2 separate regions of the Homo sapiens genome follow, and region 1 is linked to region 2. Evidence: read pairs that join two places in POLR2A ChIA-PET (ENCODE). Cell type or tissue: GM12878. All regions are shown on one strand. Links, peaks and the distances in the headings refer to the core of each region. The heading gives the core; the rest is flanking DNA. Region 1 overlaps RAD50 (RAD50 double strand break repair protein). Region 2 has its middle 12 kb from the start of SOWAHA.

Region 1 (4,000 bases), core at 1-4,000, 170 kb after region 2:
CATGGAAAGAAGGCAGCTCTGGGCTGGGTGCGGTGGCTCACACCTGCAATCCCAGCACTTTGGGAAGCTAAGGTGGGAGGATAGCTTGATCCCAGGAAGTCAAGGCTGCAGTGAGCTGTGATCATAGCACTGCACTCCAGCCTGGGTGACAGAGTGAGATCCTGTACAAGAACCCTATAGGAGCTATTGAGTGACATATAGTGGCCCAATTAACTTAACACGCTTTTATCACTTGGACTTTACAGGCATTTAACATCAAATAACTTACAGAATGACCTTGAAAGTCCATGACTGTCTGGTGAGGCAAAGATTTGAATTTCATGGGCTGCAAACTGTTATGGTCAAGTAGCCATCTGGCTAGTGTATCAGCTCCACCACCTGCCTGGAGTATGCACATCTCTCAGTTAAATGCATATACTAACTCATGCGAAGTAGTATGATTTCTTTGTGAAAACTGGCTCTTAAAGTGAGAGGCCAGGTGAGGTGGCTCACGCCTGTAATCCCAGCACTTTGGGAGGCCAAGGTGGGTAAATCACTTGAGGTCAGATGTTAGAGACCACCCTGGCCAACATGGTAAAACTCTATCTCTACTAAAAATACAAAAATTAGCCGGTGTGGTGGTGGGCACCTGTAATCCCAGCTATTTGGGAGGCTGAGGCAGGAGGATCGCTTGAACCTGGGAGGTGGAGGTTACAGTGAGCCGAGTTTGCAAGAATGAACTCCAGCCTGGGTGACAGAGCCAGACTCTGTCTTAAAAAAAAAAAAAAAAAAAAGTGAGACTCTCTCGGAGCTCAGAAAATAATGATTTATAAATTACTTTAGTCTGATATTTAAATACTCATTAAGAGTCTGAAAGATTTCATTAAAAATTTCAGTAACAATCGATTGCATTTTATGAGGAAAAATGATGGCTTTAATGGCATTTATATTTCTGGTAATCCATGAAAGTCTTAACAAGCTTGTCCAGCCTGCCTTATTTTGTTGTTCTGTTTTGTTCTAGGCTTTTAGCAGACTGAAGCCATGGTTTTTAGTTTTGTCTCTAGTGATGAGCAGAAAAGAGGGATGAGGAAGAGGCTTTACTGGTCCAACCAGAAAGAGAAGCTAAGAACCCATGACTGGATTCTCTCCCTTGGACACCCCACAGACCAATATCTCACCTTCCAGGAGAAGACCCTTCCAGCTCTTGCTTCTTTAAACCTATTAACTTAGTTTTCTTTAGCTAGACTCCCAAACATCAGCTTTTACAATTCAGCCTATGGTTCAATCACTATGGCAAGATAAACATTTGTTTAGGTGTGAAACACCACTGGCTATCTTTGGGTTTTGTAATCTACCCTCTTGAGGTTGCAGGAGCTACTGTGAAACCTTACTGCATCCATGGTCATGATAGAGATGGTGACTCTAAGGTGAGCCCTGAATAAAGCCCTCATCTGAAGCTCCCCTCGAATGCAGGGACCCAGGCTCTGAAGAGCCTCACAGAAAGCTGGCTACCTTGGATGCAAAACTGTAAAGGTTACGTGTTTACAATGAGTCTTAAAAGAAGCATGACCTGGCCAGGTGCGTGGCTCATGCTTGTAATCCCAGCACTTTGGGAGGCCAAGGCAGGTGGATCACAAGGTCAAGAGATCAAGACCATCCTGGCCAACATGGTGAAACCCCGTCTCTACTAAAAATACAAAAAATTAGCCGGGTGTGGTGGCAGGCGCCTGTAATCCCAGCTACTTGGGAGGCCGAGGCAGAAGAATTGCTTGAACCCGGGAGGTGGAGATGGCAGTGAGCTGAGATCGCACCATTGGAGTCCAGCCTGGGCAAAAAGAGCGAAACTCTGTCTCAAAAAAAAAAAAAAAAGTATTACCTAATATGCAACCTTCCACATCTGGGGAAAAATGAGAGTAGAACATTTTGGGCATGGGGTAGAACACCATATCTTGAGTGATATATTCTAACATCATTTAAATTGGTATATTGTATTAGTATGGGGTAATACATTCCAAATGATGGATAATTTCCCCCTTTTCATCTATGTGTCTCTGACCACTGCCAATGCTTATACTTAGTGATGTTTTTAGATGATTACTAATAACAGATGGTAATCAGCTTTTCTTGAAAATGCACTGCTGACTTCCTGTGTTACCTTAAATAGACAGCTGAACGCAACAATTACACTGACTGCATGCTTTATTCTAAGACGTGAAAGAATGAGGGAAATTTTGTACCTTACTTTCTTCTGGGTGAGAAGGCAAATTTAGGGCTCACCGTATAAATCTTGAGAAGGCCACTGTTTGCGAGCATAAGCCACAAAGACTCAATTTTGGGGAAATTTGTATCACCTCTTTTCATTTAGAAGAATCCATCTGAGTACCAGGTAAGAGAACTCAGTAAACAGCCTGGCTTTGTTCCTTAACAAGCCTAAATTGCTAGAAAGCACTCCTGTACCTCTCCACCCCGCCAGGCTCCACCAAGCTCCCTCATAGGTCCTCATTCTGCTCAGCATGCCTCTGTGACTGAGGCACTTTTCTCTGCTGAAAAGCCCTTCCTTCTTATCCCAGGCCCAGGTCAAAAACAGACTATGGAGCACCTACCAAGGTCTCCATCAGACAGACTGTCAGCAGTTTGGAGGAGGGACAGGGAAAGATATTCCTGTTTTCCCAGAGCCTGACAAGAAAGTGGCAGAGCAAGGGTTGTTGAATTCTTTTTTATTTTTTCTCTTATAGCCTAATCTTGGAAGTGAAGGGAATTCTTATTCCTGCTGCCACTGGTTCTCAGGGTATGCAGGGATAGCTGGAGAGCTCCTACGTATGTTTTTCTATTCAGTGAATACATATGAAACCCCAGGTCTGCAGGTCAATGGGCTGTAAGAGAAGAGCTGACCTTGCAGCAAAATACTTACAAGTAAAATTGAAAACAAAACCAACCTGCCTATTTAACTTGGTCCCTGGTCCACTCTAACCATTGCCCCATTTTTCTTGCTCCCCGTCACAGGAGAAGTTGTTATAAGAATTATCTATATTCTCTGTCTCCATTTCTTTTTCTTTTTTTTTTCTGAGACAGTTTTTTTCTCTTGTTGCCCAGGCTGGAGTACAATGGCACGATCTTGGCTCACTGCAACCTCCGCCTCCCGGGTTCAGGCGATTCTCCTGCCTCAGCCTCCTGAGTAGCTGGGATTACAGGCTAGGCACCACCAGGCCCAGCTAATTTTTGCATTTTTAGTAGAGACGTGGTTTCCCCATGTTGGTCAGGCTGGTCTCGAACTCCTGACTTCAGGTGATCCACCCGCCCTGGCCTCCCAAAGTGCTGGGATTACAGGTGTGAGCCACCGTGCCCGGCTGCTGTCTCCATTTCTTACTACCCATTCTCTCCCCACCCAACTTGACCGGGCTTCAGTTCCAACTGTGCCACTGACTGCTCCTCAGTCATTAACAACTTCCATTTTGTCAAATTTAAGGGCCACTTCTTAGTCCTTATCTTATTTGACTCCAAATAGCATTAGATTCTTGATATATTTGCTTCACTTGGTTTTCAAGATACCACATCTTTTAAAATCTTTTCCCACATCACCAGCTGCTTATTTACTGGATTTGCAAACATAACTAGTGGTGGGACCTTTCCCTTCTCTCTCTATGCTCATTCCACATGTGATCTCATCTCATGGGTTAAATGCCGTGGATATGCTGATGACTCCCCAGTGTACACCTTTCACTTGAACTCTAGGCTCGAGGTTATATATCCAACTGCCTGCTTGACAGCTCTGCTTAGATATCTACAGGCACTTCAAACTTAAAGTGTACAAAACGGAACTACTGATTTTCTCTCCCCAGTCCCACCCATTTTAGGGAATGGCAACCTGTTCTCCCAATATCCTGTTGTTCAAGCAAAAATATGTAGGAGCAACCTTTGGTTATTTTACTTTCCCTCCCTTACACTCAATTCAGAAGCAAGGCCTGTCAACTCTCTCTCCAGAACAAATCCCAAGTCTATCACTTCTCTCCATTTTCACTGC
Region 2 (15,983 bases), core at 5,921-9,920:
CTCCAGCTGCCTGACTTCTAAACCATAATCTAATCTTTTGGCTAATTTGTTAATTCTACAAAGGCAGTCTAGTTCATTTTGGGAAAGGGCTGTTACCATCTTTGTTTCAAACTATAAACTAAGTTTCTCCCAAAGTTAATTTGGCCTATGCTCAGGAATGAACAAGGACAACTTGGAGGTTAGAAGCAAGATGGAGTTAGTAAGATCAGATCTCTTTCACTGTCTCAGTTATAATTTTGCAATGGTGGTTTCATGATCGCTAAGAGTAGACAAGGATTAAATACTGATTGAACAGGAATTGCTAGTACAAGCCGTTTATTGACAGTGCTTAACAGGCTTCAGGCTCTGAGCTACATAAGGAAACTTGGCCAAGGTCACAGTTAACAATTGGCTGAGCTCAAACTGGAACCCCAGGCTACCTGCCTATGCTCATTTACCATGCAAAGTTAGGTCACTGATGATTTAAAATTGATGTTCTGAATGTTTAATAAATAAAGTAGGGAAAAACTCCTCACAAATACCTTACTTAAACTTTTATTTATGCTTGTGCTTCTGAACATACTCTGCTTTAATATTTTAAGTGATAAGTTTATAGTTTGAGCAAACATTACAGTGAGGATGCTAATGACATCCAGTTCCCCAGGCTGCTTTTCAGTTTTGATGCCCTGTTGCCAGTGAGGCCAGAGAATCAATTCTTCCAGTGACCCAGCAGTTTGCCCGCAACATTAGGAAAATCAAATATAAAATGTATATTTATAGCAAGGATAAAATTCCATGATGTGTCTTGAACATGGAGAATGAAATAGGAAGGCTATTTGTTCTTATCTCAGTATCTTAAATATGAAGCAGATCAGGGTAGAGGCCCTCTGTAATTTTTAAAGCTACAATATTTAAATATAAAATAAAATAATTTCATAATCTTATGCTATGTTACATTACATTTATATTATTATTTTTGAGACAAAGTCTCGCTCTTGTCCCCTAGGCTGGAGTGCGATGGCACGATCTTGGCTCACTGCAACCTCTGCTTCCTGGGTTCAAGTGATTCTCCTGCTTCAGCCTCCTGAGTAGCTGGGATTACAGATGCCTGCCAATGGTATTTTTGTGTTTTTAGTAGAGACAGGGTTTCACCATGTTGTTCAGGCTGGTCTCAAACTCCTGACCTCAGGTGATCTGCCCACCTCGGCCTCCCAAAGTGCTGGGATTATAGGCGTGAGCCATCACGCCTGGTCTGTATTCTGTTCTGTTCTATTCCTTATTCCAATCCACACTACCCTCTGAACCCCATGCCTAGGCCCCACCAAGAGCTGTAGCGGATGCTTAATGTTTGTAAATGTCTTCTCCCCTACCATGGCAGTGCAAATCAGCTCCTTCCATTGCGTTTATCCAACGCAGCCTGCCACCTCTGCCCCCTGGTGTCTCACCAATACATCTCATCTGTAAAGAAGAGTTCCTCCGGTCCCAGGAGGCAGGAGCTCCAGGGACTTGAGGGGGATGGGCTGCCCAGCAGTGGCTGTAAAGGGACTTTGCCCAGATATCAAGCTTTTGCGGTCAACTTCCGGAACAAATCGTGCTTTGTTCTTGCTTCCAGCCCAGGGGAAGCAAAGGGGACCTCTCTCATGCCTGCAGCTTGTTAAGCCCACTTCTCTCTAAGGTCAAAAGAACTTTATTTCTAAATCTGAGTGAAAGTGTCAGCTCACGTGTTTCTGCTGTAGACTGAGTTTTTGACTCTGCAGTTCATTTTTCAGGCTGCTGCTTCTCTGATTGCTCAGACTATTGCTTGGTTGCTAAGTAGGGAGCCACAGACCTGGTCCACGGAGACTTGGAAAGCTGTGTCCTGGCTTCATGAATCTCCAGCAGTTGGTGCCCTTTGCTACCCATCTTTAATCATCCCTTTCAGTCCCTTGCCTTCTCAGGTATGAGGTGTTTTTTGTTTGTGGTTTTTTTGAGACGGAGTCTCGCTCTGTTGCCAGGCCGGAGTGCAGTGGCACAGTCTCGGCTCACTGCAACTTCTGCCTCCCGGGTTCAAGGGATTCTCCTGCCTCAGCCTCCGAGTAGTTAGGACTACAGGCGTGTACTACCATGCCCGGCTAATTTTTTGTATTTTAGTAGAGACGGGGTTTCACCATGTTGGACAGGATGGTCTTGAACTCCTGACCTCGTGATCCGCCTGCCTCGGCCTCCCAAAGTGCTGGGATTATAGGCGTGAGCCACCGTGCCCGGCCTGAGTTTTTATTTAAAAGAGTATACCTGCTCCCCTACCCCTGGGACATTTGGGGGGTCAGTTTTTCTTTTTCTTTCTTTCTTTCTTTTTTTTTTCTTTTAATGGGCAACACTTCATTCCATAAAATAGAATACGTGTTCCCTGGGGTCAGCTTTTCTTTCATGTGGGACACCGTCTGAATTAGGAAGGGCCTAATCTGAGAGGCCTGCAAAATGCTAGTCTTTTATTGTTGTTGTTGTTGTTGTTGTTTGAGACAGAGTCTTGCTATGTTGCCTGGGCTTGTCTGGAACTGCTGGGCTGAAGTGATCCCCTGCCTCAGCCTTCCGAGTTGCTGAGATGACAGGCAGCTGTCAATGTGCCTGGCTCAAAGTGCTGTTTATTTTTATTTTTATTTTTATTTTTTATACTTTAAGTTCTAGGGTACATGTGCACAACGTGCAGGTTTGTTACATAGGTATACATGTGTCATGTTGGTTTGCTGCACTCATTAACTCGTCATTTACATTAGGTATTTCTCCTAATGCTATCCCTCCCCCTGTCCCCCACCCTCTGACAGGCCCCGGTATGTGATGTTCCCCACCCTGTGTCCAAGTGTTCTCATTGTTCAGTTTCCACCTGTGAGTGAGGACATGTGGTATTTGGTTTTCCGTCCTTGTGATAGTTTGCTCAGAATGATGGTTTCCAGCTTCATCCATGTCCCTGCAAAGGACGTGAACGTATCCTTTTTTATGGCTGCATAGTATTCCATGGTGTATATATGCCACATTTTCTTAATCCAGTCTATCCTTGTTGGACATTTGGGTTGGTTCCAAGTCTTTGCTATTGTGAATAGTGTCGCAATAAACATACATGTGCATGTGTCTTTATAGTAGCATGATTTATAATCCTTTGGGTATATACCCAGTAATGGGATGGCTGGGTCAAATGGTATTTCTAGCTCTAGATCCTTGAGGAATCACCACACTGTCTTCCACAATGGGTGAACTAGTTTACACTCCCACCAACAGTGTAAAAGTGTTCCTATTTCTCCACATACTCTCCAGCATCTGTTGTTTCCTGACTTTTTAATGATCGCCATTCTAACTGGCGTGAGATGGTATCTCATTGTGGTTTTCATTGGCATTTCTCTGATAACCAGCGATGATGAGCATTTTTTCATGTGTCTGTTGGCTGCATAAATGTCTTCTTTTGAGAAGTGTCTGTTCATATCCTTTGCTCACTTTTTGATGGGGTTGTTTTTTTCTTGTAAATTAAATTCTTTGTAGATTCTGGATATTAGCCCTTTATCAGATGGGTAGATTGCAAAAATTTTCCCCATTCTGTAGGTTGCCTGTTCACTCTGATGGTAGTTTCTTTTGCCATGCAGAAGCTCTTTAGTTTAATTAGATCCCATTTGTCTATTTTGGTTTTTGTTGCCATTGCTTTTGGTGTTTTAGTCATGAAGTCCTTGCCATGCCTATGTCCTGAATGGTATTGCCTAGGTTTTCTTCTAGGGTTTTTATGGTTTTAGGTCTAACATTTAAGTCTTTAATCCATTTTGAATTAATTTTTGTATAAGGTGTAAGGAAGGGATCCAGTTTCAGCTTTCTACATATGGCTAGCCAGTTTTTCCAGCACCATTTATTAAATAGGGAATCCTTTCCCCATTTCTGGTTTTTGTCAGGTTTGTCAAAAATCAGATGGCTGTAGATGTGTGGTGTTATTTCTGAGGGCTCTGTTCTGTTCCATTGGTCTATATCTCTGTTTTGGTACCAGTACCATGCTGTTTTGGTTACTGTAGCCTTGTAGTATAGTTTGAAGTCAGGTAGCGTGATGCCTCCAGCTTTGTTTGTTTTGCTTAGGATTGTCTTGGCAATGTGGGCTCTTTTTTGGTTCCATATGAAGTTCAAAGTACTTTTTTCTAATTGTGTGAAGAAAGTCATTGGTAGCTTGATGGGGATGCCATTGAATCTATAGATTACCTTGGGCAGTATGGCCATTTTCACAATATTGATTCTCCTATCCATGAGCATGGAATATTCTTCCATTTTTTTGTGTCCTCCTTTATTTCATTGAGCAGTGGTTTGTAGTTCTCCTTGAAGAGGTCCTTCACATCCCTTGTAAGTTGGATTCCTAGATATTTTATTCTCTTTGTAGCAATTGTGAATGGGAGTTCACTCATGATTTGGCTCTCTGTTTGTCTGTTATTGGTGTATAGGAATGCTTGTGATTTTTGCACATTGATTTTGTATCCTGAGACTGCTGAAGTTGCTTACCAGTTAAAGGAGATTTTGGGCTGAGATGATAGGGTTTTCTAAATATACAATCATGTCATCTGCAAACAGGGACAATTTCACTTCCTCTTTTCCTAATTGAATAGCCTTTATTTCTTTCTCTTGCCTGATGGTCCTGGCCAGAACTTCCAACACTATGTTGAATAGGAGTGGCGAGAGAGGGCATCCCTGTCTTGTGCCAGTTTTCAAAGGGAATGCTTCCAGTTTTTGCCCATTCAGTATGATATTGGCTGTGGGTTTGTCATAAACAGCTCTTATTATTTTGAGATACGTTCCATCAATACCTAGTTTATTGAGAGTTTTTAGCATGAAGCACTGTTGAATTTTGTTGAAGGCCTTTTCTGCATCTGTTGAGATAATCATGTGGTTTTTGTCATTGGTTCTGTTTATGTGATGGATTATGTTTATTGATTTGCATATGTTGAACCAGCCTTGCATCCCAGGGATGAAGCCGACTTGATCATGGTGGATAAGCTTTTTGATGTGCTGCTGGATTTGGTTTGCCAGTATTTTATTGAGGATTTTTCGCATCGATATTCATCAGGAATATTGGTCTAAAATTCTCTTTTTTTGTTGTGTCTCTGCCAGGCTTTGGTATCAGGATGATGCTGAGCCTCATAAAATGAGTTAGGGAGGATTCCCTCTTTTTCTATTGATTGGAATAGTTTCAGAAGGACTGGTACCAGCTCCTCTTTGTACCTCTGGTCCTCAGCAAATGTAAAAGAACAGAAATCGCAACAAACTGTCTCTCAGACCACAGTGCAATCAAATTAGAACTCAGGATTAAGAAATTCACTCAAAACCGCACAACTACATGGAAACTGGACAACCTGCTCCTGAATGACTACTGGATAAATAATGAAATGAAAGCAGAAATAAAGATATTCTTTGAAACCAATGAGAACAAAGACGCAATGTACCAGAATCTCTGGGACACATTTAAAGCAGTGTTTATAGGGAGGTTTATAGCACTAAATGCCCACAAGAGAAAGCAGGAAAGATCTAAAATCGACACCCTAACATCACAATTAGAAGAACTAGAGAAGCAAGAGCAAACAAATTCGAAAGCTAGCAGAAATAACTAAGATCAGAGCAGAATTGAAGAAGATAGAGACCCAAAAAACCCTTCAAAAAATCAATGAATCCAGGAGTTGGTTTTTTGAAAAGATCAACAAAATTGATAGACCACTAGCAAGACTAATAAAGAAAACAAGACAGAAGAATCAAATAGACGCAATAAAAAATGATAAAAGGGATATCACCACCAATCCCACAGAAATCAAAGTGCTGTTTTAACCATTTCTTTAGTTATGAAATGGAGTCCCTGCTTGGTCAAGGTGGATGAATTAGCAACTCAGAGGTCAGACTTGTATTCCATGCAGCTTCCCATTGTATTAGTCTGTTATCACTCTGCTGATAAACACATACCCAAGACTGGGTAATTTATAAAGAAAAAGAAGTTTAATGGACTTACAGCTCCACGTGGCTAGGGAGGCCTCACAATCATGGTGGAAGGTAAAAGGCACGTCTCACCTGGAGGCAGGCAAGAGGAAACTTGTGCAAGGAAACACCCCTGTATAAAACTATCAGATCTTGCGAAACTAATTCACAATCACAAAAACAGCACAGGAAAGACCCACTCCCATGATTCAATTACCTCCCACGGGGTGCCTCCCATGACACGTGGGAATTTTGGGAGCTACAATTTAAGATGAGATTTGGGTGGGGACACAGCCAAACCATATCACCCATGCAGATGGGCTTGGAGATTACAGCACCAAATGTCTGGAAATGTGAAATCCACCAACAACATTCCTTGTTGAAACAACCTTGTCCTGGCTTTAGAGATGACAGGTAGAAATAACTCAATTATCCCCTAAACTCTTGTTGTACTAGTGTACCATGTTTGCTTGTCTTTAGAGATGGAATCTTACTATGTTGCCCAGGTTGGGTTTGGAACTCCTGGGCTCAAGTGATCCTCCGGCCTCAGCCTCTCAACTAGGTGGCACTACAGGCATGTGTCACTGCACCAGGCTTAGTATACCATGTTTAATTTGCCCTCTATTTAGCAACTTGGTTAAAGGTAGGAAAAAATCCTTAAACATCAGCTTATCGGGTTTCCTATTCAATGATTCCAAGAGCTAATTCACAGAGAGCTTAAAATAATTTGAAGTAAGCAGTAGTAAAAGACTGAATGTCAGGTGTTGATTGACAATCTCCTTTCTAGAGGGGAGGTGTTTCGGGGAGGAGTCAAGCTAGGTCTGTGTGGTGGAGGGAGCAGGACATGAGGTGGGCGGCAGGGTGGGTAGGCAGCCAGATGGTCTAGAGATTCTCAGAAGATCTGCTTGCTTGCCACTTTGAGACCATCAGCTATGTAAATATTGGAGAGTTTTATTTACAGCCTTCAGAGGAATAATTTGTGATACTGAACAACGAGCAAGAAACAGGAAGGTGAACTCTACCTTTGAGGGTGTGTGGTCTGGGGAAGAAGTCATTGATAGTACTGATTTTACTTACCTAACTAAGCATCAGTGAAATATTGGCAATGCTAAATGAAAACAGGGATGAATGCAGGTCTCCTTTCAGCTACCTATTCCCCGGGTGGCCCAAGTTCCAAAGAGTAAGAGTCTATGTCCTCATGAGTTGGGGTATAGCTCTAAATATTTGATAAATATTTACAATGATTAAATGGCAAGAATTTGTCACATAGTAGTGACTGTGGTCACTTTGAGTTTTTTTTTTTTTTTTTCAGAATGAGGTCCCAGGTTACTGTCTATGTACCTTATGTTCAATAACTATTGATAATGACAAAACAGTAACAATTCTTCACATGGCAGTGACTCTCATTGTATCAGAAGGCAGCTAGGCACACCACTATAACCACTATAACCATTACACCACCAACGCCACTCTCATCACTTGGATTTTTCCTTTTCAAAGTGGGATCAGAGGTTACTGTCTACATACCTGACTCTCATCCTAGGGTGAGAGTCAATTAACACCTTGGATATGTTACAGTAGGTTGAAGTGGTTTGAGTCTCATGATTTCAGGAGCTAGAAGTGGGGCCGTGGAGAGGGATGTTTTTCTGGAAGTTTTCAGAATGTAAACTTCTGGTTACCTGTTACCTTCCCAGATGTTGATGAATGGAAGTAAGCGTAGCACAGTTAGCAGCACAAACATTTCCACTACTAACCTTTAGGCAGGGAAGGTTTCTCCCCTAGAGCCCTCAGAGGGAGTGGGACCCTGTTGACACCTTAATTGGGGACCTCTGGTCTCCACAACTGTAACAGAGTAAGTTTCTGTTGTTTTAAGCTACTCGGTTTGCAGGAATTTATTATGGCAGCTACAGGACTTCAGTTCCAGATAAAAATGGCTGGAGCAAGAGCAAGGAACAGCAACAACAACAAAACACAGATTATGCTGGGGGCACTCAGCAGGAAGAAAGGCTCTGCTTCCCCCAGAATAAGTTTCTGTCTCTAAAACACAAGCTCTTGAGCATTTGTTTATTAGTGGTAAGAGGCTAGAGGCTGCAGCTTGGTTATTTATGCATGGCACTGTGTTTCTTCCTCTCTTCTTCCTTCTCCAATCTTTGTCTTCATTAGCAATGATGATAGAATTTCCTGGGCAAAATAATCCTTTATTTTTTAACTGGAAAATTTTGGCAAAATGTCACAATGTTCTAGTGTCCTAAAAGCTCAACATACTGGGGCTTAGGAACTTTCCAGGGGAGAGACAATAAGACCACAGTCTGCACAGAGCCTTCTGTGTGGCTGTGACAGCGAGGACAAAAACAATCACATTAATGTTGTTCGTTAGGATGGGGCTTTTTTGCTGCTGCTTTTTCATGGTAGTTTTTCACTATTCAGTCTAAATTTGTAAAGACCATTGTTTGTTTCCATTAAGAGAAACTGTTTATGTCTCAAAGTTAACCCATCCTAGGTACTATTTGTTATTTTCCATTCAGAAGATGTAGTGAGTTAGATGGTAGCCCCCTAAAGATAAGTCTATGTCTTAGAACCTGTTAATGTGACCTTATTTGGAAAAAAGATCTTTGTAGATGTAATTAAATTAAGGATCTTGAGATAAGAATATCCTAGATTATCCAGGCAGGCCCTAAATCCAATGACAAGTGTCTTATAAGAGACAGAAGAGGAGGGCCAGGCACGGTGGCTCACACCTGTAATCCCAGCACTTTGGGAGGCCGAGGCAGGCAGATTATTTGAGGCCAGGAGTTCGAGACCAGCCTGGCTCACATGGTGGAACCCCGCCTCTACTAAGAATACAAAAATTAGCCGGGTGGTAGTGGCGCACACCTGTAATCCCAGCTACTCAGGAGGCTGAGGCAGGAGAATCGCTTGAGCCTGGGAGGTGGAGGTTGCAGTGAGCCGAGACTGCACCATTGCACTCTAGCCTGGGCGACAGAGTGAGACCCTGTTTCAAAAGAAAAAAAAAAAAAAAAAAAGAGGAGAAGACACAGTGGGAGAAACGGAGAAGGCCAAATGAAGATGGAGGCAGAGATGGGAGTGATGCTGCCAAGAAAGCCCAGGAACATCTGCAGCCACGTAAAGCTGGAAGTATTGAGGAGGGATTCTCCCCCAGAGCCTTCCGAGGGACCGAGACCCTGCTGATACCTTGATGTTGGACTCCTGGCCCCAGAACTGTGAGAGAATAATTTTCTGTTGTATTAAGTTACCCAGTTTGCAGTATTTTGTTATGGCAGCTACAGGAAACAAATACCGAAGGTTAGAAGGAAATGGTGGGTTTACTCAAATCTTGCTGGAATGGAAGATTCTATCCTGAAATATGAGTGGCATTCCTCAGGCCTTTGAACTCAGATGACCTGAGGCTGTGAGGAGATCTGGCCCAGGCATGTCTCAACTAAAGCTATGGCTTTGGCTGCATGTTGGAGAGTCTTGACGTGTGGATCACATTTTAGGAGCAAAACTTCCCTATAGCATAAAGGTATTCTGACTCCAAGGAAGGCTCCTCATTCTACAAGGTATTTGATGTGATAAGACAGGCCAGTAGTCACCTTTTTTTTTTTTTTTTTCTGAGACAGAGTTTCACTTTTGTTGCCCAGGCTGGAATGCAATGGTGCGATCTCAGTTCACTGCAACCTCCGCCTCCCGGGTTCAAACGATTCTCCTGGCTCAGCCTCCTGAGTAGCTGGGACTACAGGTGCATGCCACCACGTCCGGCTAGTTTTTTGTGTTTTTAGTAGAGATGGGGGTTTCACTATGTTGGTCAGACTGGTCTCGAACTCCTGACCTCAGGTGATCCACCTGCCTCAGCCTCCCAGAGTTCTGGGATTACAGGCGTGAGCCACCACACCCGGCCCAGCAGTCGCTTTTTACAGCCCTTGGGAGGGGTGTTTCTTGTTAGTTCCTTTGAAAAACTCCTGGTCCCTGCCTCCTCCTTCACCCATGCACTTTCTGGCACCCCACTACCACTCTGCATGGCCTGCATCTTTCTGGAATCATCTTCCATGTGGCATTCCAGGTAGCCATCACCAAGCTGATAGAGTTGACAAGATGAAACACCTTAGTACTTCCAGTTCAGAGCTAAAAATACAAAGGATAATAGGTGGCAGCTCTTGTTTTCTGTAAAACCATTTCCTGATGGAGAAGATACATATATAAACAGAGATCTGCGGGAAGATGTGCTCATGGATAGACAGTAGGGTTGGTGGGGGTGCAGTGGCTCACTCCTGTAATCCTGGCACTTTGGGAGGCCGAGGCAGGTGGATCACTTGAGGACAGGAGTTCGAGACCAGCCTGGCCAACATGGTGAAACCTCGTCTCTATTAAAAATATAAAACTTAGCTGGGCGTGGTGGTATGCACCTGTAATCCCAGCTACTTGGGAGGCTGAGGCAGTAGAATCACTTGAACCTGGGAGGCAGAGGTTGCAGTGAGCTGAGATCACATCACTGTACTCCAGCCTGGGTGACAGAGCAAGACTCTGCCTCAAAAAAAAAAAAAAAAAAAAGAAAAAAAAAAGAAAAGAAAAAAAAGGGATAGACGGGGTATCTTTTAGCTGTCTGGGACACCCAGAGAAGGAGCCCTTTTCCTTGGGAGAGTCTGAAGGCACTTTGAGAAGACATGACCTTGAAGCTGAGACCAGGAGCTCTGCAAGCTGAGATGGGGGAGGAAATCATTCCTGGCAGAGGAGCACAAGCAAAGGCATATAGTGTGTTTGTGGAACAGCGAGAAGTACAGGGTAACAGACCAGGGATGAGGATTGGGGGTGAGTGAGTGCAGAAACAGGTTGAAGAGGGTGGTTGGTGCCAGACCATTAAGGGCCTTACACATCCTTGATGACTAAAGCTGAACATGTCCCAGCTGAACTGGTTATCTTCTTCCCTAACCCTCCTTTCCCTCCCCCAGGGTTCCCCAGCTCAAAAAAAGGCACCATCACCCACCCAATCTGGGTCTGGCAGAGACCTGGGCATCTGTCATGATTCTTCTTCACCCTCTTTAGTACCTCCTGAATTCCTCCTGCTCTCTCCATTCTTATGCCAGGCCATAATCAACTCAGCCTGGACATCTGCTGCAGTCCTCCCTCCCCTCTCCCTGTTGTACCCAATCTCCTTGCTCCCAGTCTGGCTTGCCTCCACACTCTGTTTTCTGCTTACAGCCGGAGCATTCCATTTAGAAAACAGATTTAACCATATCACTTGGCTGTCTGTGTAAAACTCCGTAAGCTACTTTCAATGGCTCACAATGCCCTCTATGATATAGCTTCTGATCAAAACAATGCATGCACAGAGGAGCTTGGAATGAAAAGTGGTAGTGTCCTGACACTGTGATCCCCACTTCCAGGCTTCCTCCCCATAGGACTTCTTTTGGCCAGTTCTGTGTTTTAGTACTCCTGGTGATGATCTCCATATCTTCAAATAGTATACTTATACTGATGTTTGTTGATTTATCAACCTTGGATAGCCTACTCTAACAAATAAGGGTTTTTGTCTCCCCCTTTTTTTTTTTTTTTTTTTTTTGAGAAGGGTCTCTCTCTGTCATCCAGGCTGGAGTGCAGTGGTGCAGTCAAGGCTCACTGCAACTTCAGACTCCTGGGCTCAAGTGTTCCTTCCCTGCCTCAGCCTCCCAAGTAGCTGATAGAGGCGCACATGATGATGCCTGGCTGATTTTTAGAATTTTTTTAGAGATGCTGTCTTGCTATGTTTTCCAGGCTGGTCTTCTCTGGCCTCAAGTGACCTTCCCACTTTGGCTTCCCAAAGTGTTGGGATTATATGCATGAGCTATCGTGCTTGGCTTTGTCTCTCCAGAGGATTCCTGGTTCCTCCTCAGGTCTCTTCTCAAATTTAAAAAAATATACTTAAACCTCAATGTCTGTCTTCATCAGTCTTGAACTTTTGACTTACCATTTTGTAAGATGGAAACTTTAGAGCTCCTACCCTCCCATCCACCTTCTGTGACCCAACCATTCCTTGTCTATATCTTGGCATACATTATGGAGTTCAATAACATTTACATTTCGTTTAGCTATAGTAAAATCCTCCGTAAGTTCTTTCTAAGTTGATTCTGAAAGAAAAAAAAGTTAACTTCGTAATAACCATGAAAAATGGTGTTGGCTGGGTACGGTGGCTCATGCCTGTAATCCCAGCACTTTGGGAGGCCAAGGCGGTGGATCACTTGAGGTCAAGGGTTCGAGACCAGCCTGGCTAACATGGTGAAACCCCTTCTCTACTAAAAATACAAAAATTAGCAGGGTGTGGTGGTGCATGCCTGCAGTCCCAGCTACTTGGGAGGCTGAGGCAGGAGAATCACTTGGACCCAGGAGACTGAGGTTGCGGTGAGCTGAGATCGCGCCACTGCACTCCAGCCTGGGCAACAGAGCAAGACTCCACCTAAAAAAAAAACAAAGAAAAGAAAAGAAAATTGGTGTTTACTCCAACCACCTCTGTGCTGTGTTTCGGTTTGCTTCATGTTTGGGTTTGGCCTTTCTTGTCTATTTTGTTTTTCTGGGAGTGCAATTAATTGCCTTTCTTCTTTTTTTGCATTCTATAAATTTGCCAGGCCATCAGTTGTACTATCTATTCTGTTGAATGCTCTGCCCCAACTCCTCACCTCTCTCCAAGAGCCTTGGAGACAGTCTGGCCTGGTTGCTCTCTTGACTTGCTGCACAGCTCTCAGCTCTCCTCCTGGGATTTCCTATAACTGCTGTCCTGGGTTGGATGCACTGTTTCTGAATGATGTGTCTTTTTCTTTTGCTTTGGTAGCTTTAAAGCATGCTATCAAGTAACTTCCTAAGAAAAGGTCCTTAGGGAATAATTTTTTTTAACCTTTTTGTTATAGAAAACTTCAGCCCAGGCACATCCCAGCACTTTGGGAGGCCAAGGCAGGAGGATCTCTTGAGCCCAGGAGTTTTTATTTTTTATTTTTCAGACCGAGTTTCGCTCTTGTTGCCCAGGCTGGAATGCAATGGCATGATCTTGGCTCACCGCAACCTCTGCCTCCCAGGTTCAAGCAATTCTCCCACCTCAGCCTCCCGAGTAGCTGGGATTACAGGTATGCACCAACACACCTGGCTAATTTTGTATTTTTAGCAGAGATGAGGTTTCCCCATGTTGGTCAGGCTGGTCTTGAGCTCCAGACCTCAAGTGATCTGCCTGCCTCGGCCTTCCAAAGTGCTGGGATTACAAGTGTGAGCCACTGCGCCTGGCTGAGCCCAGGAGTTTGAGACCAGCCTAGGCAACATAGTGAGACCTCATCTTTACAGATAATTTAAAAATTAGCTGGGCATGGTGGCACGCACCTGTGGTCCCAGCTACTCAGGAGGCTGAGATGGAAGGATGGCTTAAGCCTGGGGGATGGAGGCTAAAGTGAGTTGTGATCGACCACTGCACTCCAGCCTGAGCAACAGAGTGAGACCCTGTCTTGAAAAAAACAAAAAAAGAATTTCAAACATCTATAAAAGGAGATAAAACTATACCATAATGAACCCTTATATATCTATCCACCATTCCAATAATTATCAACTCTCAGCCAACCTTATTTCACCCACACTCCTAGCCACTGCTCACCTCTCCTGGATTATTTTTTCCCCCAGATATCATATCACCAGAAAATATTTAAGTATATGTCCCAGAAAGATAAAGACTCTTATAAAAAAACATAATAAATATACCATTAGCACACCTAAAAATTCTCAATGATTTCTTAATGTCATCAAATAACTGATCAGTGTTCAAATTTCCCTGATATATATATAAACATTTGCTTGTGTGAATTGGAGCCAGTTGCAATTGTTCGATATGTCTCTTGAGTCTCTTTTAATTTATGGTTCCTTCATCTCATTTTTTCCCTTGCAGTTTATTTGTTGAAAGAAACTGGGTTTTTTTTTGTTTTGTCTTGTAAAGTTTCCCAGAGTCTGGGTTTTGCTGATTGCATTCCTGCTGTGACGTATGACATAGTCCTTTATTCCCTATAGTTCCTGTGAGTTAACAATGAAATCTAGAGTATTGATCAGATTATGTTGTGTTATTTTGGGGGTACTTTCATAGGTAGTATTGTGTGCTCCCAAAAGGAGGCACATCATGTCTACTTCTCTCTTTTTTATGATGTGAGCAGCCATTGATTGTCCTTGTATAGATCCATTGTTTTATTAATGATTATGACATGGTGATGTTCTAGTTATGTTATCACTCATTTATTAGCTGCAGGATTCCTATGTTAGAGAGAAATTTCCCATTATTTACTATTTAGTTATCTTGAGGTCCCTATGGGAAAGGTAGAATAAATGCTTGATTCTTTCCCTTTATTTACCATTTTAAAAAATAATGAGTCCCTATCTCTTCCAAAGGCAAACTGTGAATTTTAAAATTTTTTCTCAATGTTTATCTCTTCTTTTGCCAGTGGAAACATTTTTTAGTTGACTCCAAGCCTCCTGCCTCAACTCTTCTTTGATATCTGAAACTTTAAGATGTCCCACTTCTATTTTTTATATTTTCCATTGTAGACCTGGAATAAAGTCATTGCTCTCATTTGTTTCTCATTGTTACTGGGTTCGTCATTTTTCTAGGCCTTTTCAGTAGACTGAGCTAGAAATGCATTTCTTTAAAGATAAGATATATCATTAACTCCTACAAAACTTCTAAATCAAATTGAAAACTAAGGAATTTTACTTAACCTCATGGATCTTATTTTTCTTTTCTCTCACACTCAAACATGAGGTAAGCTTTATACCTTTTAAGATGTCTGAGGAGGCTGGGCGCGGTGGCTCACACCTGCAATCCCAACACTCTAGGAGACCAAGCTGGGCGGATCACCTGAGGTCAGGAGTTTGAGACCAGCCTGGTCAACATGGTAAAACCCCATCTCTACTAAAAAACACAAAAATTAGCTGGGTGTGGTGGCGAGTGCCTATAGTCCCAGCTGGTTGGGAGGCTGAGGTGGGAGAATCGCTTGAACCGAGGAGGCAGAGGTTGCAGTGAGCCGAGATCACCCCGTTGCACTCAGCCTGGACGACAGAGTGAGACATTGTCTCAAAAATTAAAAAAAAAAAAATAATAATAATAAAATAAAATGTCCGAACAATTCATTATTCTCCCTTATGAATTGATGGCTTGGTGTAGAATTCTGGGTTGAAAATAGTTTTCTCTGGGAACTTTTAAACCGTTGCTCCATTTTCTTCTAAGTAACCAATGTTACTAATGAGAAGTCTAATGCCATTCTGAGTTTTGTTTTTCTTGCATGTGGCCTCCTTTTTTTTGTTTTGTTTATTTCCACTTGAGGGAGCTTTTAGGATCTTCTATTTATCTTGCAGTTCTGAAATTTCACCATGGCATGTTTAGGTGTGGGTTTCTTAAAAATAACTGTGAGGCCAGGCTGGATACAGTGGTCCATACCTATAATCCTAGCAACTTTGGAGGCTGAGGTGGGAAGATTGCTTGAGCCTGGGAGGCAGTGGTTGCAGTGAGCTGAGATTGCACCACTATACTCCAGCCTGGGCGACAGAGAGAGATTCTGTCTCAAAATAAATACAAATAAATTAAAGAGCATTAACCCTGATCTACTCCTAGTTGGGGAGATATAAGGGGGAATATTCAATATGTGGGCAGTCAATTCACCTCTTTCTGTTCAGTCCCCTTCTGCTGCCGGGTCTCCATGGCATCTGTGGTCTCTGCATGCAGAGGGAGGGGTGTCTGAATGGGTGGATACAGCCCCTCTGTGAGGGTTCTGAGCTCCACCCAATCTGCTTTAACCATGAATAGTCACCTTTCCACTTTCTATCTCCTAGAAACCTGTTGTAATCCTTTATCTTCAGATCTCTTCTCTTCTTTTCTGTGCTATTGCAAAAAGGAATATACTTTAGAAGTTTTCCTAGCAATGTCTGTCATGGCATCTTGGAAAGACAGGAGATGATCCTGAGCTGGGAGGCCCTGGCCCTGTCTCTCAGTACTCATCCTCTACCCTTAGCTCTTCTCACTTCCTGGAATGGGTCTCCTTTTCTCTTACATTGGGACC

Evidence for each region. ChIA-PET counts read pairs that join two places held together with the same protein. Peaks named below come from ENCODE experiments on the same cell type or tissue, not always from the same donor. Only the 100,000 strongest peaks of a DNase experiment are listed, where the experiment ranks them.
Region 1: POLR2A ChIA-PET joins it to region 2 with 9 read pairs; 2 of 35 experiments call an interaction of 5 or more read pairs at or near these places.

What each region holds. Positions count from the first base shown.
Region 1 is chr5:132,627,892-132,631,891 of GRCh38, reverse strand. All of the region lies in intron 21 of RAD50 (RAD50 double strand break repair protein), which reads right to left. It also overlaps a transcript of TH2LCRR not described here. Among named protein-coding and RNA genes, the nearest start is that of TH2LCRR, 26 kb to the left of the region's middle. In GM12878, for the core only: no CTCF peak of the experiment used is centred there; a DNase peak (open chromatin) is centred at 2,148; H3K27ac peaks cover 770 bases.
Region 2 is chr5:132,792,999-132,808,981 of GRCh38, reverse strand. No RefSeq gene overlaps it. Among named protein-coding and RNA genes, the nearest start is that of SOWAHA, 12 kb to the left of the region's middle. RefSeq lists a silencer at 211-505. In GM12878, for the core only: a CTCF peak has its summit at 6,500; no DNase peak of the experiment used is centred there.